2 separate regions of the Homo sapiens genome follow, and region 2 is linked to region 1. Evidence: read pairs that join two places in POLR2A ChIA-PET (ENCODE). Cell type or tissue: HepG2. All regions are shown on one strand. Links, peaks and the distances in the headings refer to the core of each region. The heading gives the core; the rest is flanking DNA.

Evidence for each region. Peaks named below come from ENCODE experiments on the same cell type or tissue, not always from the same donor. Only the 100,000 strongest peaks of a DNase experiment are listed, where the experiment ranks them.
Region 2: POLR2A ChIA-PET joins it to region 1 with 6 read pairs; 7 of 35 experiments call an interaction of 5 or more read pairs at or near these places.

What each region holds. Positions count from the first base shown.
Region 1 is chr11:126,106,403-126,122,958 of GRCh38, reverse strand. No RefSeq gene overlaps it. Among named protein-coding and RNA genes, the nearest start is that of CDON, 52 kb to the right of the region's middle. In HepG2, for the core only: a CTCF peak has its summit at 6,866 (motif pointing right); DNase peaks (open chromatin) are centred at 6,838 and 9,198; H3K4me3 peaks cover 2,035 bases.
Region 2 is chr11:126,181,069-126,192,980 of GRCh38, reverse strand. No RefSeq gene overlaps it. Among named protein-coding and RNA genes, the nearest start is that of RPUSD4, 25 kb to the left of the region's middle. RefSeq lists enhancers at 6,338-7,263, 9,512-10,011. In HepG2, for the core only: no CTCF peak of the experiment used is centred there; a DNase peak (open chromatin) is centred at 3,260.

The sequences.
Region 1 (16,556 bases), core at 4,470-9,469:
AGTAGAGAGTAGGCCAGAAGCCCAGAAATGTGCCTTAGGTTAACCTCACCCTCAGCCTCCTCTTCTGCTTGTATTTCTGGGATGCAGAGCCCGACTAGGGAAAAATCACTCAGCCTAAAAGATGGTAACACCACAGATTTATGGCATCTGATCTTTGTTGCACCCTCCAGGGTACAAACTAATCCCAGCTTGTGATTCCTACTGTCATCTAAGGTCATTCCAGGCCTTTTCCACTCTTCTGGAGATCTCGAGCACTTTTTTTCAACAATTTCTCATTTTGAAAAGAAAAAGGAGTCCATCAGGAAAGAATTTCCTCCATTGCCTGCGACGCTCTACAAACCTCCATGCCTCAGCCACCCTCGTTTTCCATGAGGTCTCCCTGTCAGGGCTGGTTCCTCAGATCTCCCCCCAGTAATCCTCCTTCATGAAAACCTCAGAGTCTCAGAGTCTGTTTCCGCTGATGTGAGCTAAGAATGTTTCAGGAAGAGGGGTATGTCATCGGGATCCCATTTCTTCCTGTGTCCTCCGGGACCTTGCTCTAAGGTCCTCTCTTTCGTCCTGAGACTTTTCTGAATCTTTAAGCTCCACCTCTCCTTAGCCATACATACTCATTCAAGTATTTCCCGTACTAAAAAACAAAATGAAACCTTCCTTCCACCTGAAGTCTCTATGACCCCTCATGTCTTCTCTTTTAGTCAAGCCTCTCGTAAGTGTCCCCTGTTTTTTCTCCCTTCATGTCACATTGACTCCACAACGCATTGTAGCCTGGCATGCACTGTCATCACAGAAATGCCCTCTGTGGGTCAGGCACGGTGGCTCACGCCTGTCATCCCAGCACTTTGGGAGGCCGAGTTGGGCAGATCACCTGATGTCAGCAGTTCAAGACCAGCCTGGCCAACATAGTGAAAACCCATCTCTACAAAAATATAAAAATTAGCTGGGCATGATGGCAGGTGCCTGTAATCCCAGCTACTCAGGAGGCTGAGGTGGAAGAATCACCTGAACCCGGGAGGCGGAGGTTGCAGTGAGCTGAGATTGTGCCATTGCACTCCAGCCTGGGTGACAGAGTGAGACTCCATCTCAAAAAAAAAAAAAAAGAAAAAAAAGAAAGAAATGCCCTCTGTGAAGTCATCAGGGACCACCTGTAGTCACATTTCAGTCTTTTCCTTACTGGACTTGTCCAGCAGTGTTTGACATCATTGACCTTCCCCGCAGTCCTGACATGCTTTGCCCCTTCGTGCTGCGTGACACTGCTCTTTCCTGGATCTCTTCTACAACTTTCTAAGATTCTTTTCAGTCTCCTTTGTGGGTCCTCTTTTCTCCAGTAGATGCATGCACATTGGTTGGGATTTCCCATGGCTACCTGTGGCTATCCAATGCTGTCTTCCCTCCTCCCTCTGCACACTCCCCACTTCCAGCTAAGCTACACCCTCATGCCCATGACCCCAGATCTGCATATCCAGCCAAGGACTTTGTTCTGAGCTCCACCTTAAGTTCTCTGAGACCAAAGCAGGACTCTTGCTTCCCTCTGAGTCTGCTCACATTTCTGAAGATCCGATCCTGGAGAAGGGTGTCAACATTTCCCAGGCCTTCTGCCTCATTCTTAACACCCAGTCTGTCTTGCCAGGTTTCCTGCTTAAGCATGCATCTGCCCACCTCTAGCCCACCCCCCCCAACTCTAGCCCACCTCCCCCAGCTTTTTTTTTTTTTTTTTTTTGAGATGGAGTCTTGCTCTGTCACCAGGCTGGAGTGCAATGGCGAGATCTTGGCTCACTGCAACCTCCGACTCCCAAGTTCAAGTGATTCGCCTGCCTCTACCTCCCGAGTAGCCGGGATTACAGGCGCCGCCATCTCGCCTGGCTAATTTTTGTATTTTTAGTAGAGACGGGGTTTCACCATGTTGGCCAGGCTGGTCTCAAACTCCTGACCTTGTGATCCTCCTGCCTTGGCCTCCTAAAGTACCGGGATTACAGGCGTGAGCCACCATGCCCGGCCTCTAGCCCCATTTTGGCTTCCTTAGATCAGGCTCTCACTTCTTGCTAGTCTCCCAGCTGGTTTCCCTTCAGCCTGTCCTGACCATAGCCGATCCATACTACCCATAGCCCCAAGAATGGTCTTTTTATAAAATAAATCTTGTCCATCACTCCCTTACTTAAAATGCTTTAGTGGCTTCTCATCACTCAGGGTAAAATCTAAATTCTTTAACATAGCATTAAAAAATCCTTTATGCTCTGGTCCCATCTGTCAGCCGAACTTCATTTCCCCCGCCAAGCTCTCCTCTTTAAGCCATAGCAGCACTGCCATTCATTGTCCGAACTCCCAGAACACAGCAGGCTTTCCTGTGACTCGATTTTTTTCTTGTGTCTTTGCATTTGCTCCTTCTTCTACCTACACTGCTCTTTCTCCACTTGTCCACCAGAAAACCTCCTATTCAGCTTTCCAGGCTCAACTCATGCCCTGTCTCCTCCTGGAGGCCTTCCCTGATTTCTCAAGGCAAATTCGAATGCTGTTTCCCCCACCTCCCCCTTCTGCATTCTGTACCTGCCTCCACTGCTAATGAGCATACTCGGCTGTGATTGCTTATTTGAAGTAGGAGCCTCTGCCCACCCCTGGAAGCCTAGACCTGTTGAAAGCAGTGTCTACACTTTTCATCTTTGTATGTCCTATACAAAGTATAGGGCCTGGCATATAATAGGCACTCAATAAACTTTTTTTTTTTTTTTTTTTTTTTGAGACAAAGTCTTGCTCTGTTGCCCAGGCTGGAGTGCAATGGTGCAATCTCAGCTCACTGCAACCGTGCCTCCCGGATTCAAGGGATTCTCCTGCCTCAGCTGCCTCAGTAGCTGGGATTACAGGTGCATACCAGTGCACCTGGCTAATTTTTGTATTTTTAGTAGAGACAGGGTTTCACCATGTTGGCCAGGCTGGTCTTGAACTCCTGACCTCAGTTGATCCACCCACCTCGACCTCCCAAAGTGTTGAGATTATAGACATGAGCCACTGCGCCCGGCCTACATTCAAGAAACTTTTTGTCGTTGTTGTTGTTGCTGTTTTTGAAACGGAGTTTCGTTCTGTTCTCCTAGGCTGGAGTGCAGTGGCATGATCTTGGCTCACTGCAACCTTCGCCTCCTGGGTTCAAGTGATTCTCCTGTCTCAGTCTCCTGAGTAGCTGGGACTACATGCACCCACCACCATGCCTGGCTAATTTCTATATCTTTTAGGAGAGATGGGGTTTCCATGTTGGCCAGGGTACTCTCAATAAATGTTTAATTAGTAATCATGCCTAGCTTTTATGGAGCACTTTCAACGGGGCCAGGCCAAGTGCTAAAGCGTTTTAACATCCCTTACATCACCGAGTTCACACAATCACCACTACCAGATGAGGTAGGTGTCATTATCCCTGTTTTAAAGATGAGAAAACTGAGACTGACAGAGGCTAGGTAACTCTCCCAAGCTAGTAAGTGGCACAGAAGAGTCACGAACCATGTTCTTCCCCATGAGCGCCTGCTGCTATTTGCAGGCAGTTACACAGGTAGAGTTTCAGGATGGCGAGTTCTGCGTCTGCTCTAAGGAACTGCCTTGCACACAGTCTGTCACACCCCAGGCCATTTAGTGTTTCCCTGTACCTATCAACTCAGGCCTTGAGGCCTGCACTTGGCAAACAAAATGTAGGCATTCCCTCTTCAGCCAGTCTTTGGTCCCATATCAAAGTCTTTTCTTGCCAATAGGGTCCCATAGTTGCTGCCCAGACCCTTCCTAGATTTGCTGCCCGATGTCCTAGTCTCCTGGCTGTGAGTTCAGCCTCCTGCCCATGCAGACTCACAGTCAGCAGCGCTCTGTAATGCTTGATTTCCCAGCCTTGTCTAGCCAGTAGTTGGTTGCAAGCCTTTAGTTCTGAGGAGCAGCCCTGGTCCACAGCCTTGGCTCTGAGCTGACCGCTTCCCGTGTAGCCCCAGGACTGTCAGCCTGCCAGTCCCCTGCCCCTGTGCCCTCCTGGCCTTGCTCTGAGTCTCCTGGCCCTGAGTGCCGTGTCTGCTCACATGGACGGCAGCTCGGGCCAGACAGCCAGAGAAGACAGAGAGGTGAGGGGACATGTAGAAAAGGCCCATAGTGTCTCCCAGCGAGGGCTATGCGGGTCTCCAGGAGTCCGGGCGAGACTGCCTCCTCAGGGTCCTCACCCCCACACCTGCGACCTAAAAATGCACGCCTCTGTGCCTCTACAGCCACCAGCCGGCTTTATGGGCTTTCTGACTTTGTTTTATTCCCCAATATTTTGTTTTCTTTTTAAAAATATATATTTTAATAGTTTTGGGGGTACAGGTAGTTTTTGATTATGTGGATGAGTTCTTTAGTGGTGATTTCTGAGAGATTGGTGCACCCGCCACCCGAGCAGTGTACACTGTACCCAGTGTGTACTCTTTCATCCCTCACCCCCTTCCCACCCTTCCCTGCAAGTCCCCAGAGTCCCTTCTACCATTCCTATGCCTTTGTATCCCCATAGCTTAGCTCTCACTTATAAGTGAGAACATATGGCTTTGTTTTCCATCCCTGAGTTACTTCTCTTAGAATAATGATCTCCAGCTCCATCCAAGTTGATGCAAAGGCCCTTATTTTGTTCCGTTTTATGGCTGAGTAGTAGTCCATGGTGTATATATACTACATTTTCTTTTTTCTTTTTTTTTTTTCGAGACGGAGTTTTGCTCTTGTTGCCCAGGCTGGAGTGCAATGGCATGACCTCAGCTCGCTGCAAACTCCGCCTCCCGGGTTCAAGAGATTCTCTTGCCTCAGCCTCCCAAGTAGCTGGGATTACAGGCGTGTGCCACCACGACCAGCTAATTTTGTATTTTTAGTACAGATGGGGTTTCACCATGTTGGACAGGCTGGTCTTGAACTCCCGACCTCAGGTGATCGGCCCACGTCGGCCTCCCAAAGAGCTGGGATTACAGGCATGAGCCACTGTGCCTGGTCTACCACATTTGCTTAATTTGCTTGTTGGTTGACGGGCATTTAAAAGGCTCCTCTTTTTTTAGAGGTAGGATCTCACTATGTTGCCCAGGCTGGTCTCAAACTCCTGAGCTCAAGCAATCTGCCCACCTTGGCCTCCCAAAGTGCTGGGATCACAGACATGAACCACTGTGCCCAGTCCCCAGCTCCATATTTTTGCAATTGCGAATTCTTTCTGTGCTTTCTTCTTAGCCTCCGTTAGTTTCTCACTATGACAAAGTTACGGTGCAAGTAAAAGAAATATGCTCTTGCCTGACAGGATGAATATTCTGCATTTAGCTTGTATTGCTATTTTATTGAATAATTATTGTACCTGACTACAATTATTATATTAACAGTACTCTCTTGACTGACAAGATGAATTTTTTCATTCAACTTTTATTGCTATTTTAATGAACAATTATTGTACCTGACTACAATTATTATAGTAACAATATGCAGTCATTGAATAAGGCTTGGGCTTTGGAAATATACAAAGTACAGATTAATCTGAACAGTGAAACTTTTAAATGATAATGCCTCAATTTTGTAGGTCGTTTTTATTATAATGCACTTTCTCACATATTCTGCTTCAACTCCGTAAATATGTTTTTTCCAGCTTTAACAAAGGGTGGGATTTTAAATCATGCCATCTCTGTCAGTCACTGTTGAAGGCAAGGGTGCTAGTGCTGGCGTCTTTATATATGCCATCTTATTAATCTTTACAGCAATCATGAAAGAGGGGAATTTCCCCCACTTTATAGAGAGAAGAAATGAGGTAAATTGCCCAGTCCTCCACAGCTAATAAGAGAAAAGCTGAGATCTGAAACCAGATCTGCCCGAAGCTCAAGCTTTGATGCCTCTGCTGTGCCACTCTGCCGGATGCCAGGCCTGTCTTGGTCTGTAGCTGTCTCTCAAGGCAGGAATGGATGCTACCACCACCCCTGCCTCGGTGCGCCTGCATTTTCTTACGTATTAAACACAAATTCCTGGGGGTAACTTCCAGTCTCTTTGGCCTAAGTGATTTTTCCTGTATTGTTCCCCTAGATTTAATACAGGCCTCCAGGTAACTGACATTTTCATCTGACTTCTTGTTAGGGATACCTGGCACTTACTGCAGGGCTGGCAGTCTCAAGACGCCACCCTTCCCAAGGAGAGGGCAAGGATACCTCCTGGGAAGCTCCCAGGGAAGGGTAAAGGCCAGCAGGACCTTGCTGAGAAGGTCCTTCCAGGACTAAGCGGGAGGCTTTACTGCCCAATTGTCATCTCTGAATCTGCCATCTGGGTGGTGTTTTCCCCCTTAAACTATCCCGGCCCCGAAGGGACACAACTGTGAAAAGAATCCAGAGGATGGGGGGAGGGGGGGCCTCTGTGGGGAAGTGGAAAGGATTTGGGGCCCGAGTTCTGATCTGTGAGGCTCTGTGAGGCCTATCCTTGGGGTTCGGGTCACCCCCTGCTTGCGGGAGGTTTTGCTGGTTGAGCCGGTGACTGGATCATGTCGAAGGTTTTTTTACTTCTGTAATGTTCCAAGTGTCTAGAGTCTCATTCCGGTGGTCCCCTCAGGATGAGTGGCTCCTAACAGAGCACCCCCCACCCCCCCCGGGACTGGTGGGCTGCCTGAGGAAGCTCCAAGCCTGGGTCCAGGTCTCTGTGCACCTGAGGCCCCAGCTCATCCCCACACCCAGGCAAAGGGTGACAGTCTCAGGCACTACTCTGATGTAGCCTGTTTGAGGCTGGGGCCCAGTGGGAGCCGCACGTGGGACAGGGAGCAGTCCCCGGTTCCAGGAAAGAGCACGAGCAAGTGTGTCTGAGTGTGTGTAAGCGTGTGGTGTTTATTTATTCTAGGAGCGGTTGCTAAGTCAGACGTGTTTGCCAGCAGAGGGCTGCCTGAGTGCTGTGTTTGTTTACTCAGCACAGTGCAGGGAAGGGTGATCGGACAGACAAGTGCAGGCTACAGCCGTTTGGTGGGGGGCACATAGCGTGAGATGAGAATTGGTCTTGGGGGCCGTCTGGCGTGGTCCCATTCTATGGGTGCTGCTGGCTGTTGAGAGCTGCCTTCCGGGACACAGGCCCTGCCTTCTTTGATGTGCCAGCGGCTCTCTCACTGACCCTCCTCCCAAGCAGGGTGGAGCTGCTCATTACCCCACAGGGCAGTGGGCCCTCCTTCCCTTCATGGGGCTGGGGGAGGGTTCCTGGCTACGGGGTCTCGGGGGTCCCTGAGAGAAAGTGGATAAAATGTGGGCAGTGGTATGAGGAGGAGACAGTGGGTTCTCAGTCCCATTCCTACCCTGTCCAAGAGCTTGTCCACCCTTAGTTAGGCTTGGCCTTTCCAACGGGCGATCACATCTTACCAAGACTGAAGTCCACTGCCTCCTAGTCTCCTGTCCTCAGTCTTCCAGGTTATAGATTGGTTATATATTCCCTATCTTCAGGAGAGAGTGAGAGACAGAGAGAGAGAGAGAGAGAGAGAGGAGGAAGGCAAAACAGAGACCCTCCTGACTCCCTGTCCACCCTCAGCCACAGGCCAGAGGTAGGGACTGGCTGAATTTCAGGGTCAGGACTTCCCAGCTGGGTGGCCCCAGAGGCCTCTGCCTCCCTCTTCCTGCCCTAAGGCCCCAGCACCACGTCTGTAAGTCTCTGAGAGAGCCCTGGCTCCCCCGACACAGGCTGGCTGGCAGCCAGGGGTGGTGTTCTGGCTCCTGTACCAGCCAGATGGGGTGGCAGGAAGGCCCTGTTAATCCCCAGGGAGAAAGCTCCTTGGCAAACAGAAAAAAAGTGGCTGCCGGCACTATGTCCCTACCCTGGGACCATGAAACACCATACCCCGAAGTCTTTGGGGCAGATTTTGTGCCTCTGTATTCTGCCCACACCTTCCACGGCGCTTGGGCTGGAGTCCCAGCTGGGGCTATGGAGTAGGGAAGGGAGACCGGGTTCCCCCTTCTCAGGTTAAGGCTTTTCTGTAATGGACAGTTTGCCTCTGCTTCTCTCAAACACCCTAGGGAATTGTGAAGACAGGGTGCAGGCAGGCACTAGGCCCTCCTCTGGGCTCCAGCCATCTAGAGCTCTTATTTGCTCTGAACTTTCCTGATAGTGTTTGGAGAAGCAACTGGGATTGTCTGGGTCCTCCTTCTACCCCATCACTCCACCACCCACCTCTGCCCCCATCATCCCCCACCCCCACCACACACACCCAGACTTCTGCCACTGAAGCTGCCTCTTCTGCTGGTGTGGCAAATAAGTGTGGAGAGAGTGAAACCAGATACAGAGAAGGCAGCCAGCTGGGGAGGTGGTGGGTGGTGTTCTGCCGACCAGGCCTCCTGCTGTCCTCCCCCGGAGCCAGGATGGTGGAGGTCCTGGGCCCAGCCTCGGTCTGCCTTTTCCCCTGCATGCCCAGCTGGTGTGCCACCTGTGAGGGGCTGACAGCTCCTTGCTCCTCCAGTGGTCTTGTCTTGGTCCTGGGTTTGGGGAACAGGATTCCCTGAGCCAGTCCCTCCCTACACTTGGCAGTTACTGGGGAAGCTGAGCACCAAGGCTTGAGCCATTTCTTGCTTTCCCTACCTGTCTCTGTCTCACCTCCATCCACATTCCTTGCAACATGGTACCAAAGTAAGGCTTTGAACTTGGGATGAGTGGGGTGAATTTCACTCTTCCCAACAGCAAAAATGGAAGCTAATCTGGTTTCATCTCAGTTTGTAAGATCCCTAGATTCCCAAGGGAGCTGGGAAACCTCACTTGGGTCTAAAAGGTCATTTAAGGGCCGCTTCCAGACCTGGCTCATGCTCCCGATTGGTGGTGGGGGGTGGAGGGGTGCTGGCTGGGATTGTGGTCACTGAAGAGGGTCAGGAGCAAGGGTCATTGGGTAGAACGGCTCCCTTTGTCCCACTAGGCCACGAATTGGTTCTGGCATTCCCAAGGGGAATGCTCCAAGCCAAGTAAGGGCCACTGTGTCCAGGTGGACCATTCCCAAACCCATTTCTATCATGGATCATTTTCCAGAAACTTTCCAACATGGGAAATCACAACTGAAGCTGGTTGTTTAGATCGGAAAATCTGGGTGTAGTGTCATTAGAAAAACCAGAGTCTCCTCACATGAACCTTTGCCTGCAACCTCTCCCTGGCCTGCCTGCTGCTCTCTGCCTGAGTCACAACAGCATTCAACAGCTTGGACACAGAGCTTTACAATGTGCCAAGTGCTCCCACGTGCCCTGTGGCATTTACTCCGCCTAGCAGCCTGGAGAGATAAGTTAGTGTTAGCTCCACCCAGCAGAGGATGGAAGCCCTGGGAAGTCACCGGCCTCACTGAGGTTGTACAGGCAGTAGGTGGCAGGACTTGAAATCTCGCGTCCTTTCCACGGAATCTTTTCTGCCAGCAACCCAGAGAGTGCAGGGGGAATCCAAACAGTCTGGTGGGCACCAACTGTCTTGGCTGGCTTCCAGCTGGGCCTTTAGTGGTGACTTTGGCACGCCCGCCCCCCCCAACCCTCTGTCAATCTTTAGGAGCTGGGGGAATAGGGGGTGCTTTCTAGGAGGCTCTGCTCTCTTCTGAGATGTCCCCCTTACTTCCTTCCATTCTCTCAGGTGTGGGAGTCACTTTTCTGTGTGAATACCAGGCCAAACTTGTCCTTTTCTTCCTTTTCTCAGAGTCACCTGCCCCAAAGCGCCCCTGTTCCTCCCTCCCTTCTCTGCCTCTTCCCCCGGGATACCTTGCCCTTGCTTCGGGAGTGGAGGCAGTGTTGCCCCAGCAGAGGCACCGGCACTGCCAGGGTGTCCAGCTTTGCACACGGCCTCAGGCGCCCTCACGTTAGCTTTGGCTTCTTGATGGATCTTGAACTCCCTTGGGATGCTTTGTGGGCTCCTGAAGGACCTCCCAGGATGTCCCCTCTGTCCTCAGACCTGCTATGTGACCTCAAACAGGAATTCAGACTCTTCTTGGCCTTCGCGTTCCAGAGCAGAAGGATATGGGTGCCCAAATCCAGACTCGGAGAGGCAGGAGTGAGGTGAGAGGCACAAAATACACCTTTTTTTTCCTGAGCAAAAATCTGCCTCAGGTCCACTCGTTTCCCAAGGGCAGCCGTGCCTTTCACCCGACAACCCGAGGACCCGCAGCCCCAGCCTCTCGGGGAAGGTGAATGTGCAAAAGCCAAGTTTATCCTGAGTAATGCAACGAATACACTGGAGGGGGTGGGGCCGCGGAAGGTTTTATCCAGAACACATGTTATTGCCACTATTCTAGTTATCTTGGATATTTCCTGCATGTTTGTCACCATGGCAACTGACAGCATGAAGCCTGTTTGCTGGGCCCTGGGGTCTGGCGCGGCAGCCATGTGGTGTCAATTTGGCCCTCTCTGCTTCCCCCAGCTCCTGTCTCTCTGTCATGCTGCTTTTGGTCTCCGCCTCTGTCTCCCCGCCGCCTGTCTCTGGGCTTCTCTGTTTTCTTCTTCCAGGAAATAGCTGCCCCTGCATCCCTCGGTGACATAGGTATAGACAGTGTCCAGCTACTGCCACCCTAAGCCTCCCCTTAGTCCACACAGACAGTCTGTGACTAAGGGTGTTCCAGAATGGATGGGAAACTTGTGTGGCAGGGGATAGGCAAGAGATTGGCCTTCAGTGGAGAAAGGGCTCAGCCCGGCTCTGGGCTCATGGTTCAAAATGAGCCCATGCTACCTACTGCTAGGCTGGGGGCTAAAGATCCCTTGAGAAGGTGGGTTTGGGAGACACCAGTGAGGAGAGATGTGGGCTTCTCATCCTGATGTTTCCTGTGTGTGGGAGTGAGGGGTCTCCATCACTCAGATCCTTCCTTCCCTAGGCTTTTGGAGAAGACATAGGTAGAATGGCAGAGAGGGGTCTCAAATTCACAGAAGAGAAGCCAAGGAGAGAGGAGCTTGACAGCTAAGGGGCAGTGAGGTCTCTCGGCATTATGGGCTGCCTGGGGACCTCAAATCCCCAGTCCTTTCTCCCAGGTCTCTGGGATGTGGCAAGGACAGGGTGTGGCAAAGACATGGCCAATGGCAGTGTCCCTCCATGGGGACACCAGGCAACAGGGAGGGTGTTGACAATAATAGCCTGCGAGGGAGCTGTGCCAGCAGCTTGGAAAAAGCACCGCGAGCAGACAGGCGACTCCATGGGAGATGAGGGCATCTTCTGGCCCCTCTCTCCACCCCCAGGTCTGGCTTCCCTTCATTCTGGGAAGCCCAGGACTGGGCAGTTGCCAGCCACTCTGCTTCAAGTTTTCTGCATCCACACTGCAGAGGCCTTCCCAGGCCACCTTCCCAACCTCTACATCTGTCATGTGCTGTTTCTTATCATGCCCAATCCCCAGTCCCCACGCAAGGTAGGCCTGGAAATTGTCATGCAGCCAGAGCCCCAGGCAGGGCTGGCACCCACTGCGGGACTGCTTGGAGGAGAGAGGAGGGGCTAGGGAGGTGGAGTAGGGTCCAGAACCTGCCCTGGCCACAGCTCCTGCAGGCTCAGCTCCAAGGCATGAGGGAGTCTGGAGTGAGACAGGAGAGCTGGGGCGAGGCAGCCATCATGCTGGGCCCTGAGAGGACCGGCCCCGGGGCCAGCAGCCCAGAGGGTGCTGCAAATCAGCCTTCTTTTGGGTCAGCATCATTCCAAGGAGGTCCAATTCTCTGGATGGGACAGGGCATTGGGAAAAGTCAAAGGGCAGCCGCAGTGTGGCTCTGGGGCTCAGTCCCTTGCGTGCAGGGACCCTGTGGGTTCTGGGAGCCACAAGGGCCAAGGGAAGGGACTGCCAAGAATTGGGTGGTGTGGTGGGGCTCGAGTCGTATTGGAAATGCTGGAGTCTGAATGTTTGTGTCTCTCCAGAATTCATGTGTTGAAACAAAATCCCCAGTGTGATGGTATTGGGAGGTGGGGTCCCTGGGAGGTGATTAGGTCATGGAGGCAGAGCCCCTGGGAATGGGGTTAGTGCACTTATGAAACAGGCCCCAGAGAGCTGCCCTGCCTCCCTTACCATGTGAGGATATAGCAAGAGGCCACCATCTATGAACCGGGAAATGGGCCCTCACTAGACACTGAGTCCCTTTCACAGGAGGCTACACAAGCCTGACTGAGCGGGGCTCCATTGGGCTGATGAGGGAAAGGAAGCTCTCCCTCCCAAAGCTCTGGAAGATACTGAAACCCAGGCAAAGAGACAACCCAAGGCTGCTGTGTTGTAGAGGAGAGTCACCAAGGACCCCGGGACCCAGAGTGTGGAGGGCATAGATGCAGGACGCAGGTAGCAAGAGCCAGTGTGCAGCCTTGGATGGTGCCAGAGAGGCCTGTGCATTGGACAGATAGCTGAGAGGGGCAGCAAGCGTTCTGGGCAGGCGTCAGGCAGGCTTTGCTCAGGGAGGCTGGCTTTGACCTACTTGTGCCTGTGGAGCTGGGCATGGAGCTGCCAGTGGGCCAGACTGGGAGAGACATGCCAGGTCACCCCAGCCTCAGGGACAGTCCCTCTTTCCAGTGCCAAGGGTCCAGCCAGAGTCTCCAGCTTTACTCAGAGTCTAAGGCAGTAGACGTTAGTCCTCACACTGCTCTGTTACCCAGAATGAGTCAATGACCTTCTATGGGCCTCTGTTTTCTGTTTGACTAATGAGGCTGGGGCGAGAAAGAACTGAGTTGCAGAGGAGGGAGTGGGTGCCCCTAGAGAAGGAGGTGGGCCTTGGAGGCTGAGAAGGGCAGTGAGGTTTGAGACGGCTGCAGAGGGCTCCAGAGACAGGCCTCCAGCTCACACCTCGAGGGCGAAGAGATTCTTCTGGAGTGGAGAGGAAGAGCCTCTGCACCCATCCCCATCCTCCCAGTCCTCCCCACGGAGACCACAACTCAAGACCCAGCTGTCCCCTCCCAGTGACTCAGGCTTTGGCTGCCCTCCTGCCCACATCCAAGCCCTGTCCAGTGCCCCATAACAGGAAGGGCTGTGGTGTGAGAGAGGAGGAGGGAAGGCTGCCCCGCCAAGGGCCTTCATGTCCAAGGAGCCATCTAGGTGGAGGAGTCCTTTGCACCCTCCTGGCCGTGTCACCCTCTGCCACCTCAGAAATGTGGGTTTGGCCTGAGGTGGGACTCTGTCCTCCTCCCTCTGCACTGAGCATGGAAGGCCACTTGTTTCTCATTAGCAAACTGCAGGATGTCACCACCATAGGGTGGATGTGCATTTTTGTCCTCTTTGCTGGAACGGTGGGGTGTGTGGGCTGAGCCAGGGACAGGGCAGAGGCGGTCAGAAGAGCTGACCAGAGCCTTGTGGGACCCAGGGCAGGGGCTGTGGTTATATGGGGCAAAGCTATTTGGAGGCCACAGGACACCACTGTCCCTGCTAGAACCAAGGGCAGCTATGCTAAGATTTGGAGAAGAGGGAAAGGCAGAACCAATGGCACTGTGGTTGTGATTTTTGGCAATAATTGTGGGCATTGATAATCATAACGGTAGCATTCATTTATTGAGGACCAGCCAGTGCTAGGTGGTTCATATATATTATTTCTTTAATTCTCTCAATAACTCTGTTTTACAGATGAGAAAACTGAGGCTCAAAAGGGTAAATAAATGACCTAGTTTTCACAGCAATTAAGCATTCAAACCAAGATCTGCACCCAGGTTGTCTGATATTTATGACTTTTCTTTCATTATGCCACATTGCCTCCTCTAGCCCAGTTGTTTTTTTTTTGTTTTTTTTTTTTTTTTTTTGAGACAGTCTCACTCTGTCCCCAGGCTGGAGTGCAGTAGCGCAATCTCAGCTCACTGCAACCTCTGCCTCCTGGGCTCAAGCGATTCTCCTGCCTCAGCCTCTTGTGTAGCTGGGATTACAGGCACCTGCCACTACATTCAGCTAATTTTTGTTTTTTCAGTAGAGACAGGGTATTTTTTGTAATTTTGTATTTTCAGCATGTTGGCCAGGCTGGTTTCAAACTCCTAACCTCAGGAGATTTACTTGTCTTGGCCTCCCAAAGTGCTGGGATTATAGGCATGAGCCACTGGGCCTGGCCTCTAGCCCGGTTCTTCATCTTTTTGTGCCATGGATGCAGTCCGAAGTCCATGGGCCCCTTCCTAGAATAATTAAAAAAAATAGATTAGATTTACAAAGGAACCCAATTATATTAAAATGTGGTTATCAAAACATTAAACACATGTGTGATATAGTAATATATGTGCTTTTTAACTAACACATGAAATAACAAGATTTCTGCCAGGCACGGTGGCTCACGCCTGTAATTCCAGCACTTTGGGAGGCCAAGGCGGGTGGATCACCTGAGGTCAGGAGTTCAAGACCAGCCTGGCCAACATGGGGAAACCCTGTCTCTACTAAAAATATGAAAATTAGCTGGGCGTGGTGGCAGGCACCTATAACCCCAGCTACTCGGGAGGCTGAGGCAGGAGAATTGCTTGAATCCGGTGGGCGGAGGTTGCAGTGAGCCAAGATTGTACCACTGCACTCCAGCCTGGGCGAAAGAGAAAAATTCTGTCTCAAAAAGAAAAAAAAAAAAAAGAAAGAAAGAAATAAGATCTAATAACTACCATAATTTCAAAATAGTGATGAATGTAAATACTATTTTGTATTATCAGCAAAAGCTGTAATGTGATTTTTCTTAACCTTTCTTTTTTTATTGTTATACTTTTTTCTGGGGTACATGTGCAGAACGTGCAGGTTTATTACATAGGTATACACGTGCCATGGTGGTTTGCTGCACCCATCAATCCATCATCTACGTTAGGTATTTCTCCTAATGCTACCCCTCCCCTAATCCCCCACCCCATGACAGGCCCCAGTGTGTGATATTCCCCTACCTGTGTCCATGTGCTCTCATTGTTCAACTCCCACTTCTGAGTGAGAACATGTGGTGTTTGGTTTTCTGTTCCTGTGTGAGTTTGCTGAGAATGATGCTTCACCCGTGTCCCTGCAAAGAACATGAACTCATCCTTTTTTATGGCTGTATAGTATTTCATGGTGTATATGTGCCACATTTTCTTTATCCAGTCTATCACTGATGGACATTTGGGTTGGTTCCAAGTCTTTGCTATTGTGAACAGTGCTGCAGTAAACATACGTGTGCATGTGTCTTTATAGTAGAATGATTTATAATCCTTTGGGTATATACCCAGTAATGGGATTGCTGGGTCAAATGGTATTTCTGGTTCTAGATCCTTGAGGAATCGCCACACTGCCTTTGGCAATGGTTGAACTAATTTACACTCCCACCAACAGTGTAAAAGCATTCTTATTTCTCAACAGCCTATTTATCAAACAGTTGTTTCCTGACTTTTTAATGATTGCCATTCCCATTGAAAAGCTGTAATGTGATTTATATTGGTAACAATGTCATAAGTACTGACAATGCCTATATTCTTAATTGAAGGAAATATTTAAGTTAGACAGTAGTGAAAATGAAGGTGTACGGATTTTCCCATCTGAGGTCACAGACCCCTGAACTCTATCTATGGGCTCCAGGTGAGGAAAGTTGCTACAATTTGTGTGCAGCTATTGGGTGGGTTCGTTGGAAACCCTCTCTTTTTTGTCTGGTTGGAGGGAGTGTGCAAACCACTTCCAGTGTGGGGAACGCTGTGCCAGTTGGGGACATCTTGAGTGAGTCTATGCCCCACCGACTCTGTCCGTGCCTTACCTGGGATTTAAGTTGCCAGATTTAGCAGACAAAATGACAGAAGACCCAGTTAAATTTGACTGATGCTTTTTCAGTCCATGTCCTGTGCGATATTTGAGACATACTCACTGTATTATTTTTCTATTGCTCTGTAACAAATGACCACAAACCGAACAGCCTAAACACAAATTCCATAGCTGGAAGTTCTGCACGTCAGCATGGCTCAGCCGCGTCCTCCGCGGAGAGTCTCACAGGCTGCAGTAGAGATGTCCAGGGGCTGCGCTCCTTTCTGGAGGCTCTGGGATGTGTCGGCTCCCAGCTCATTCAGGTTGCTGGCTGGATTCATTTTCTTGTGGTTGGAGGGCTGAGGTCCCTCTTTGCTTGCTGCCTCTCAGCTGAGGCTGTTCTCAGCTTCAGAGGCCATCCACATTCCTGGCCAGGTGTCTCCAAGCTATCTCCAAAAGCACGTTTCTCATCTCTGACTTCCCCTCCACCCCGGCCAAAGAAAACTGCTCTTGAAGGATTCCTGAGATCATAGTAGGCTCCTCCGGGTCATCTCTCTTTTGTCACATGACATAACAATCGCACTAGTAACGGCCAGAAACAAGAGTCATGGGACTGCCCTACAAGTCTGCTTGCCACTTACACTAAACACGTATGGGCTGCTTCTCTGAAATGAAAACTGCACTTGCCATCCCTGCTGGGATTAGATGCGCTGTGGACCTTGCCTCATGACCTGGGGCAATTCTTTTCTCGTCTGGCCCTCAGTTACCCCCTCAGACAACTCCACTGAATTATTTAAAATCTGCATGTATGGACTGGGCACCAGCCACCACGGGGCATGACATGTACATGACCCTTTTTCTGCCTTTAGGGTCTCACAGTCTAAAGGTGGAGACTGAAATACACATAAGCAAAAGGCTGAGAAATACGGTGCCAGGCTGGGCACAGTGGTTCACCCCTGTAATCCCAGCACTTTGGGAG
Region 2 (11,912 bases), core at 640-5,639, 74 kb before region 1:
CAGACCCATCCACCCACTTTCTCTGTAGTTGGCTTTAAGGGGCATGTGGTCATCACTTCATGCATGCAACACCACTCTGAGGGTCAAGCGAGAATCTCCCCCTTGGAATCAGGGGCTCCCCATGCTGGAAGGGGACTCAGGCTGTGGGCATCACCCCCATGGTGGGATGCTCCAACTCCGTTGCTAACAGACAGCTGCCAAGCCTGGTCTCACTCACTCACAGCTGCCAGGGACTCACTGGCCACTGAAGGTGCCACCTTCATGGGAAAGAAGACAGAGGAAAAGAGAGGGTGGGAGCTGGAAGGTGGCAGGAGGACAGGGAGGGAGCGAGCCACTGTGCCCTGGGCTCTGTGCGGTCCTCCGAGCCTCTGTCTCACACCAGGGCCTCCTTCAAGCCGTGTCTGAAAGGCTGCCAGCCCGTCCTGGCCCTGCCGGGGAGTCTGGCCTTTTTCCTGCCTAAAGTTACAGAATTTTCCAGAAGTATCCTTGGGTTTATTTTCTGGAGTTATAAGCCAGATTTCCCTTGTCACCCTACTTCTCCAGCCTAGGAAAGAAAATTCCACGAGAGAAGGCAAGCAAGAGGCTTAGAGGGCCTGTGATCACAGCTGAGACTCACTCTTCCTTTCCCTACTCCCACACGGACCCCCGAAAGCCAACACTCGTGGTAATTTCTGCATTCGACTTTTGTGGCCTATGTGGAGCCTGTTAGGTTTAAAAGCTCCCAATAATAGCCTTGTGAGGGATATACTATTCTTCCTTGTTTTTATTTCCATTTTACAGATGATAAACATGAAGCCCAGAGTGGTCCACTGATTTCCCGAGGCCACATCTGTACACAGCAGAACTAGGTTTTGACCCATCCGTCTAACTTGGGAGCCCCACTCTTAACCTGTGTTTCTCCAGTGAACCAGGTGCTGAGAGACCAAAAGAGAAGTCCCGATTCTCCTCTCTCCAGCCTTCCCAGATCCCAGCCAGGGATGAGCGAGTGTACACTTGGAGCAGGAAGGCAGGTCTCCTAATGGAAAGACAAGGCAACTGGGTTCTTTTTAAATTCTGCCGCTAGCTAGCTGTGTCACCATCTTTCCAGACCTCAGTTTCCTCACCTGTAAAATGGGCAGTTGAGACAAAGTTGATGATCTCAGTCTCTAGATAAGACAATCTCTGAGATCCTTTCTAGTTTCAAGACCCTGAGTCTGGTTATGCCAAGATTACTTATTCGGGAGAAGACACAACATCCCTAATCCCTTACTGGAACCCACAAATTCAGCATCTCAGAGAAGGGCAGTGTAGAAACTCAATGTTAAGATCCAGTTTAGAATCCAGACTGTACTTGGAAGTGAAACCTCCCAGAAGGGACCTGGACATCGGGCCTTTTACTATCCTGCCCGGGGCCTTCCCGTCCTTTCTGGGGCCTGGCATCCTGCACGGTGCCTGGGCTGGGAAGGACGGGCCTGGCATCCCAGGCAGTGACTGGTCACACTGCAGCTTGCCATAACAAAATATCACAGTTTGCTGGGGCTACCGTAACGAAATATCACAGCCTGGGTGGCTTAGACAATAGAAATTCATTTGCTCATGGTTCTGGAGGCTGGAAGTCCAAGATCCAGGTGTTGGCAGGCTTGGTTTCTCTGGAGGCCTCTCTGTTGCTGATGGCTGCCTTCTCTGTGTGCGCTCACACAGCTTCTCCTCGGTGTGGGCCTGTGATCTGATTGCCTCTTCTTACAGGGACACTGGTCAGAGTGGGTGAGGGCACGTCCTCGAGGCTCCATTTCAATGGACTCACCCCCTTAAAGGCTTATCTCCAAGGGTCGTCACATTCTGAGGTACTGGGGTTGAGTCTTCAACACAGGAATTTGGGAGAGACAGTCAGCCCATAGCACACACCAGCCACTGCTGGGGAAGGTGGTCACAGCAGCAGAGGCTGGCTTCTATCGGACACTTGCCGCGAGCCAGGCACGGTGCTGGGGCTGTGCCGTGTGAGCTCATTGAATCCCGCAGTGCTTCCACGAAGGAGATATTTCAGAGATGAGGAAATCAGCTTGGGCAGACTGCCTGAGGGCATGCACCTGGAAAGCCAGGAAACAGGCCTGGACGCACGGACTTACCCACGGTACTATGTTGCTGCCCGATTAGATTTCTAGCACTTTCTCTAGAGGAGGAGGGTCATGCGGTTACGCTCTTTGGGGCCATTAGTCTGTTTTTCTAGAGTCCTAATGGGAATGAAGAACAGCCCTAACTCTGCTATTCTGACTGCAGTTTGGGGGAGAACTAGGAAAGGAAAAGCAGAAAAAGGGGGTCAGTTCCTCCACACTGCATATGGAGAAGGGCATTCCAAGCTGAATTAGTGGCTTTGACTCCGGAGAGGGCAGGCCATGCCCAAGTGGTTGTTAGAACCTCAGGAGCACATGTGAGGAGCCCCCAGGCTAGCTTAGGAGATGGCCTTGGAAATGGGAGGGGGCACAGTTGTTTCCCAAACTGGGCGGGACTTGGGGAACCCCCATCTGGGATTGTCCACCATGGATGTGAAGACCAAGGGCTCAGGGAGTGAAGGTCATGGCAGATACCCCCAGCCAAGGTGGCTGGCCTGGGAGTGGGAAGATGCCAGGAGAACACAGCATGGCCAGCAGCTCCCTGGGGCTGTCTGACAGCTCCTGAAGGGCCTCGGGTTCCACACGGAGTGTGGGGTGGTTTGAAGGTGTTGGCATGAAGCCAGTGCTCCTTGGTTCCTGGTGTGGGGGCCAGAAGCTCAGAATACTGGGGCTAAGGGAACCCCCTACATCTGACATCAATTCTTTTCCCTGTCCCCAAATGGGGGCTGGAGTGGGGAAGGGTTGAGGTTGTCATGTCCAAAGCTCTTTCCTTCTCATCCTCCTAAGCACCCAGCATCACTCATCCCTGGACAATTTAGCTGCCATCAGCACCTGCTGTTTGATGCAGAAAGAGGGGAAGGGGAGGTCAGAGGAGGGAGGAGAGCAGAGGGGACACCAGAGGCTTTGTTCCCAGGTGCCCACCTCCTAGGGAGGGAGGGGTGGGGGTCAGTGGCAGCCCCATGCCCTATCTGGCAGGCAATCCTGTGTCTGAGTTTGGGAATTAAGCTGTCCTCGCCTCTCCAGCATGAATGAGGCCTGGGGGACTGTGACAAGAGCTGTCAGTGCTGGTATCCTGTGCCAGTAATCGCTCAAAAGGCCAGGCAGCTCAGGACGCCTGGGAAAGATGGGATGGAGAGGGCAGGGTCCAGGGCCTGCTGGGGAGGGGCCAGACAGGAACACAGACACCTTTGTGTGCACCTGATCAGTGCCAGCCACTGGCTGCTTCCTGTCGGAGGGGCTTTGTCCCTGTCCTGTCTCCCATGCCTGGACTTTAGGCAACTCTGGGCCTAGGGCCACATCCAACCACACTGTGTTCTGTCCCCAGCGCTTGCTCGGGGCCAGGCTCCGAGCTTCCCCTGAAAGCTTGTCCTGGAGGGGATCGAACTTCAAGGCGAGGCAGGTGACGGTGAATGTCTTGACGGCCCTCAGCAGATGGGGCTTTTACTGAGGTTGAGTTTCTTTCTGGCAAGAAGTTTTGGGGACCAGGGTTCTAGGCCGTGGGCCCCAGCCCAGCTCATTCCAAAACCATTAGGCCAGGTAACCGCAGCAGCACAGTGGGGCCAGGTGACAGCTGGAGCAGCTGCAGACAGCCTCAGTCCCCAGCGTGCTGACATGTTAGAAGTACACGTCACTATCTCAGCAGTCAGCCGCCACATCTGGAACTGCTCTCGGCCTCCTCTAATTGCCTCATTATTTTCCGAGGAAAAGCGCCCCCGTCCCCAGCTCTCCGTTGCTGTCCCTTCCCTCTGGCCTGTCCCGAAATCCACCTGAATGAGCCCCAGACCAGGGTTTGGGATTCTATGGGGGAGGGGAGGGCATCTCTCCAACTTGCAGGCCCTAGAAAAGAGAGAAACCACACATGGACCTGGCTTTGTCCCTGGTGCCCGGAACGCAGGGTCCTTGAAGAATTCAGGTGGATCCCTTGGAACACGCAAGACTCTGACCCCTCTTCCTGTCAGCAAGTGTCTGTCGTGCACAACATTGTCTGAAACTAGGGAGAGGGCAAGGAAGCAGAAGATACAGTTTCTGCACACAGTGCACCTGCCATCTAGGTGGAAAGACAAAAAGGAAGTGGAGAACCAGTCAGGCGAGGTGTGGCTTATAATCCTGACCGCATCTCATTTGTCCACCCATCACCTAGGGGCCCGGGCTGTGTGTTGGCCGTAGTGGGTGTCGAGATGCAGCTGTAGCCCTGTCCTGGAGCACCTGACATGTTTCAGAGAGATTGCAGGAGAGGCACCCAGGCATCCGGAGATCACTAGCAAAATGCCGATGCAGCCTGGGTGGGGAGGGGGCCTTCCTGGGGACCTGAGAGCTTTCAGGAGGAGAGAAGGGAGGGGCATTCCAGAGGAAGGAGTGCTGTGGTTTCTAGATGTGTCTGCAAGCAGTGTGGTGTGTTACTGCAGTGTAGAGCTTGTGGCAGGGAGCGACATGGCTGGAGAAGTAGCAAACTTGGGGAGCTTGGATCCTGACCCATAGGGGAGGGGAGCACGAGACGGCAGAGGTCAGAAAGCCCAGGGAGGGGGAGGTAGGTAGCACAGAGCTGTTGCGGAGTCAGGGCCGTGGCACACCTGGAGGCCTGCGCCGTCCTGATAATCCTCTCAGCCGGTGACTAAAGGAGCCCTCCAAGCAGCAGACAAGTTACCCCTCAACATCAAGACACCCAGAAACTCCCCGGCTTCAGCTCTCCCTGGGTCTCAGGTCACCACTTAGCCCAGCTGTGTCCGGTGCAGACCTGGAAGGAGTGTGGGAGGATCTGTTTGGCTGGTGGGTCTTAGGGTCCTTCTTTTTTTTTTTTCTTGAGATGGAGTCTCGCTCTGTCACCAGGCTGGGGTGCAGTGATGTGATCTCAGCTCACTGCAGTCTCCACCTCCCGGGTTCAAGCAATTCTCCTGCCTCAGCCTCCCGAGTAGCTGGGACTACAGGTGCGTACCACCACGCCTGACTAATTTTTGTATTTTTAGTGGAGACGGGGTTTCACCATGTTGGTCAGGATGGTCTCAATCTCCTGACCTCGTGATCTGCCCACCTCAGCCTCCCAAAGTGCTGGGATTACAAGTGTGAGCCACCCTGCCACCCTACCCAGCCCTTAGGGTCCTTCTTGTACTTGTTGGGGGCTCCTTGTTCCTGGAAGCCCACGGTCTCCCCCACCTGCCCAAGGTGGGCCCTGGGTGGGCCACTCTCAGGCCCAGCGACCCGGCTGGCCTGTCCTGGGAGTCTTTGCAGCCGGAACCTCAGAAAGGATGGGGAAAGCTTGGAGCTGCATGTAGGGTTCCAGCTGGAAAAATTGGAGGGGAAGGCACACTCCATCCTGCCCCCAGCATCAACTGAGGCCAAGAATTCTCCTAACAGGGCCTGGCTCCAAAAGATGACAGGCCGCCCATCATCTGCCGGCCTCTGTTGTGGTCCCTGGCACAGTCTCTGTCCCTGTCTGACTCTCAGTGTTTATACATATTCATCCCTCTGTGCCCCAGCATGTGGTCCCTGGTTAGTGCCTTCCCCTTCTGTTAAGATTGCACTCTCGTCCCCTCGCACCTGCCTCGCTCCCTGCCTCTCATTTTCTGTCTCTTATTTTCTCTCTCCAGTCTCTCCTTCTGTGTTAATGTCCCTTCTCTCCTCTGGGTGGCAGCTTCGGCGCCATCCTCTCTTCAGCCTCCTTTTCACTGGGGAGAGCCCCTCTTAGGGGAGGCCCAGCAGCGGCCCCATGATGCAGGGGTGCTGATGAGGGTGCCTGAGCCCCCACAAGACCTGTGTGGGAGGGCAAGGAGGGATGGGCAGAGGCGAGGAGAGGGTGGTGAGAGCTACGGGCAGGGCCTTGGTCAGGGAAGTGAGGAACCTCCTTCACCTCACCCAGTCCCAGCCCGGGACGCCCTTCACAGAGACGGAGGCAGGAATGGCGCTCTTTTCTCTGGCTTCCTGCAGCTGGGGCTCTGTGGGGCCGTAGTGGACTTCAGCCTCGGACGGTCTCCACCAGCTCCTCTCTCAAACAAACAAACTGAGCCTGCTCTGCAAATGTTTGATGACCGGTCCCCTCTATACCTCCCTTGCAGCCTCCCCAGGCCCCTGCTGTATAGAAATGCTGGAGCCTCCACCACTCAGAGATGGGCACCAGCGCTGCGCTGAGTCCAAGAGGGGCGAGGCAGGCCTCTCCTGTTGCAGGGGAGTGGGGTGTACGTGGGACCCTGGGGAATGATCCTAAGGTGACAAAGTTGGGACCCTTCAGTAGCTCATAAACTGGCGTGAAGACTAAAATGAAATGGTAGGGGCGACTCCAGTCATGGGCCCCTGGGCTTAAGGCACCTCAGCACTTCATGATCCCTCAGCCGGAGCCCGGAAGCCTTCCTTGGGGGAGGTCCAGCAGGCGTCCAGCTGTCCACTCCCTGGCCTCGCCTGGCTCCCTTCCCTTGCTGGACACGCACCGAGTCACCAGGCCTGCTTCTCCCCAGGCTTCAGATGTGCAGGCGCGCCCCTTCCACTCGAGGCCTGGTGAGCGGCTTCTCTCTGCTCCATCTGGCCCCTGGGCCTGGCTGGCTAAAGCCCCTGCTTCAGGTCCAGGCTTACAGGTTCCCATCTCCCCAGGAGCCACCTGTAAACCCTGCTGAGGACCTCAGGTCCTTCTGTGTGGTCTAACAGCCCCCATGCCTGCCAGCCTCCATGCTGTCATCATAATTGAAGTTAACTCTGTTTAATGTTTTTTTTTAAGACAGGGTCTCCTCGTGTCACCCAGGCTGGAATGCAGTGGCACAGTCATGGTCCACTGCAGCCTCAACCTCCTGGGCTCAAGCTGCCCTGCCTCCTCAGCCTTTGAAGTAGCTGGGACTACAGGCGTGAGCCACTGTGCCTGGGCAGAGTTAACTCTGTGTGACGTTGTGTCTCCATTGCCCTCTGTGGGTTCAGGAACACCAACCGCACAGCTGCAATGTTCCAGTCGTTAGCTAGGCTCTTTCGTGTGGCCTGCTCCATTTAATCACCTCGGTAACCCCTTCATAGAGGAGGAAACAGAGGCTAGGAGAGGTGAAAAGTCAGCCGGGGGCGCACAGCAATCGCTGCCTTTTCTCCTCCCCAGGACTCTGAAGGGATCAGCACTGCTTTCCAAGTCCAAGTTGTGCTGCAGCAACTTCACAAAATGCCACTTTTATGCATTTATAAACACCAAGTTTAACAAACACGTGTTGAGTGCATTCCATACATTAGGCACTAGGCAAGTCTGGGGTATGGGTGGGCGTGTCCAGCAGGTCACCTGCCCATCTCTGGACCACTCGATCTCCAACCCAGCCTCTCTGTGCCGGCCAGGGCTGAGCGGGAGGGACCGGGTGTGGGGATGCGTGCGGTGGGCTGGGGGTGAGGGTGGGGTAGGGGTGGAGGGGGACCGGGTTTAATGAGGTGACTGCCACTTGTAAATGAAACAGAAGGCGGAGCTGCTTGTGTGAACCTTGACCTCTCCTGTCCAGCGTGCCTTTCATCGGGAGCTTTATGAGCAGCCGCTGTGCTCCGACGGGACCCACCGCAGCCTGGGGGAAGGCAGGGCTGGTCCCAGAGTGGAGAGGAGGCCGCCTGGGGGAGGGGTGCAGGCCTGGCTTCCACAGAGCCCTGCGCCTCTGTCCCTCTGTCGTCTCTCCCAGGAGTTTTGGAAAATAAATGGGTGGGCTGGATTTGAGAGGCGCTGCTTAGCACTGTGGATCGCACACTTGGAGACCTCTGAGAATGCACATTTCCAGGCCCATCCCTGCCGCTTCCGGTTCAGTCGGTTTGGTTTCGGGCTCGAAAATTTGTAATTCTAAAAAGCTCTCACAGTGATTCTTAAAACCAGTCAATTTTAGGAGCCACAGTCTTGCAACACAAGGTCATGCCAACTCCAACAGAATCTTCAGCTGGGATTTGAAACCCCAGTGCTCAGGGGTAATCGTCACCCCGTTTACTGAGTGTCCCCACGTACTGGACACTTATCTTGCAGCCGTTACCCATCGGACCCTCCAAATAATTCTGCAAGGTGGATGGGATTGTCTACAATTCACACATGAGCCGGAGATTAAATAACTCAACCAAGGGGATCACTTCTCCGCCTTTTGGCTAAGATCAAGTGTAACTCAACCAAGGAGAAACAGAACTGAGATTCGAAAATGGTTCATCTCACTCCAAAAGTTCTCATGTCAAGCAGATACTCTTTATGACGCTTACATAAAGGTGGCCGTTCACACGGAGATATCCAGAAACCCAGAAACTGCAGGAACCCAGAAATCACTGTCTTATTTTATTCTAAGTGCAGCCCCTGGAGCCAGCTTTGGACATCAAGATTAAAGACAGCCCTGCAGGGCAGAGGCACCTGGATGGCTTGTTCTCAGTTTCATCCCCAGTGTCCAGCACAGGCCTGGTACATAGGAAATGCTTGGGACATGCTTGTCAAATGGGTAGTAAATACTGACCAAAAGAACAAAATAAAAGGGCCCTGGATACAAAGCCTCAGGCGGCCCCTTCTTCATTGTACACCTCTGCATCCAGCAGAAGAGTTTTCCTTTCTCTTGTGAGCAGAGGAAGTGGGCTTGGCTGGAAGGAGTACAGTTCTGGGGAAGGGCCCTGGGTGTGACCTACGAGAAGAGCAGCTCCTGGAATGGAAGGGGATGCCCTTTCCCCCTGCCCGGCCGACCTCTTGCTGCATCCACGGGCGTGCATTTCAGTGGGGCCGGCCCTCTCAGTCCTACTCTTCCGGAGAGGGTGCTCTCAGGAGCTGCCCACACCTGGGGGCCCAGGCTCTGCGGTGCCCTCGGCCCCATGCAACGTGATAGCAGCCTCAGCTTCATTTTGCCAGTGCCTCATTCATCCAAAAATTATCTATCAAGCCTGGCAAGGTAACCATTGAATTGCATGCTTTAAATGTGTGAATTGTATGGTACTGTGAATTCTCAAGAAAGTTATTAAAAAGAGAAAGGAAGAACCTTATTTTCTAGGCTAGAGATTCTTAGGGCCCTTGAACCCACTGAAGCTCTCACCTGTAAGGCTCACACCTGTAATTCCAGGTGTGACACCGAGGCAGGTGGATTGCTTGAGCCCAAGAGTTTGATACCAGCCTGGGCCACGTAGTGAGACCTCATCTTTCCTATTAAAAAAAATTAGCTGGGTGTGATGGCATGCACCTGTAGTTCCAGCTACTTGGGAGGCTGAGATGGGAGGATCACTTGAACCTACGAGTTTAAGACTTCAGTGAGCCCAGATTATGCTGCTGCACTCCAGCCTGGACAACAGAGTGAGGCCCTGTCACAAAAAAAAAAAAAAAAAAAAAAGGAAAAATTATTGAAAAGAATGAACTAGGCTGGATGCGGTGGCTCACACCTGTAATCCTAGTACTTGGGGAGGCCGAGGCAGGCAGATTACCTGAAGTCAGGAGTTCGAGACCAGCCTGACCAACATGGTGAAACCCCATCTCTACTAAAAATACAAAAATTAGTTGGGCATGGTGGCAGGCAGTTGTTATCCCAGCTACCTGGGAGACTGAGGCAGGATAATCGCTGGAACCCAGGAGGTGGAGGCTGCACTCTAACCTGGGTGACAGAGCAAGACTCCATCTCACAAAAAAAAAAAAAAAAAAGATTTAGTGAGCACCTCCTCTGCCAGGCACTAGCTATGTAAAGAAGAAAAGATGTGGTTTGTGCGTGGTTTGTGATCTTAAGGAGCAGAGCGGCTTGGGCACTGAAGGAGGTGGGAGGGAATGAAACGTTAAGGGGTTGGGATTTTTCACCCGGGGAGGAAAAGGCTGAGGGTGGCAAGGGCTACAGAGGAATGTCACCTTTGCCTTACATCGAATTGTAGAGGGGAGAGGCCCAGACCCCCTGCACTGAGGATGGGCGAGATGGAAGAGGAGGCATCTTATCCATGCTCAATGGAGGGCCACCAGACCCGTGAGAGGTGGCAATGCCCTTTCCTGCTGAGGTATGAACAGAACAGAATGAAACCTGTCTGCTGAGGAAGGTGGATGTGAAGCCTTCCTGCAGTCTGGACCACGGCTTCAGAGACCGCTGGAGTGCTGCTCACCCCAGGAGGCGTGACAATTCTATCTTTAGGTAAGGGGTTAATGAAATTTACAGTATCTTACAAACCAGGATACTTTTGAGAATGAAATTTGGCACTCAATAATCACACCAGGGCTGAGCGCAGTGGCTCATGCCTGTAATCCCAGCACTTTAGGAGGCCGAGGTGGGAGGATCACTGGCATCCAGGAATTAGAGATCATTCTGGGCAACACAGTGAGACTCTATCTCTACAAAAAACAAAAAAAAAACTAGCCAGTTGTGACGTGCACCTGTAGTCCCTGCTACTCAGGAGGCTAAGGTGGGAGGATTGCTTGAGCCCAGGAGGCTGAGGCTGCAGTGAGCCATGATCACCACTGTGCTCAGCCTGGGCAACAGAATGAGACCCTGTCTCAAAAACAAGACAAAACAAAACAAAAACCACACTGGAACATCGGGTTTAAACCAAGGCTGTCCCCGCAGGTAGGTAGCAGTATGGTCATTCTACCTTTGAGTTACTCCAGCATTGGAGTTGAGGGCAGTAGGAGCCAGGGATCTGTGTTCCAGTTAATGCCTGGAGCAAGTGGCAAAAGCAGCAAGTGGAGCCACTGCCAGCCTCTCGGGAGGCCTGGAGGGACAGCCTGGGAGGGGGCAATCGGGGAGGGACAGCCTGGGAGGGGGCAATCGGGGAAGGAAGAGGGTCACAGAAGGGAAGGGTCTGAGAATAGCTTGAGCCAGTGGCTCCAGGCTGTGGTCAGAGTGGCTGGCCCCCGAGGTGAGCTGCGGCTAACCCAACTCCACACCACTGAGTGAATATTAAACCGGCACACAGGAAATGGACTCTGGGCGCCCCTCCCCTCCATACCCCGACTTCCCCAGGGGAGGTGCAAAAGGGAAGCCGTGAGGAGGCTCTCCCAAACCTGAAGCCCCAACTCCAGCTCATTCTGAGGACAGGGATTCTTTTTTGTGGCTTGGAGCCTTTGGAGAATCTCAGGAAAGCCGCAGGCCTTCTTAGAAAATGCACAAGTGCTCTCACAATTCTAGTTTGTAATTCAGTGGGTTCATGGGCCCTGAGTTAAGAATCTGTAGCTTAGAAAATGAGGTTCTCCCTTTCTCTCTTTTTAAAATAACTTTATTGGGAATTCACAATACCATATAATTTACACATTTAAAGTATGCAATTCCATGGTTTTTAATATATTCACAGAATTGTGCAACCATCACCACAGTAAATTTTAGAATATTTTCACCACCCCCAGAAGAAACCCTGCACCCCTTAGCCAACGCCTCTAATCCCCTGCCCCCCAATTCTCTCCAGCCCTAGGAGACCATTAATCTACTTTTTATCTCTAAAGACTGGCCGATTCTGGACATTTCATCTAAATGGAACCGTACAGTAAGTGGTCCTTTGTGTCTGCCTTCTTTCACTTAGCATAACGTCTTGAAGGTTAATGTTGTAGCATGGATTAGTACTTCACTTTTTTCTTTGCTTGCTTTCTTTCTTTTTTTTTTTTAAAGAGACTGGGTCTTGCTCTGTCACCCAGGCTGGAGTGCAGTGGCACGATCATAGCTCACTACAGCCTTGAACTCCCGGGCTCAAGCCTCAGCCTCTCCAGTAGCTGGACTTACAGGAGTGTGCCACTATGCCTAATTGTTTGGGTTTAAAAGTTTTTTTTGTAGAGGCAGAGTCTCGCTATGTTCCCCAAGCTGGAGTTGAACTTCTGGCCTCAAGCGATCCTCCTGCCTCCCAAAGTGAGCAATCCTCAAGTGATCCTCCCAAGGTGCTGGCAGGAGTGAGCCACCGTGCCCAGCTCTTCATTTC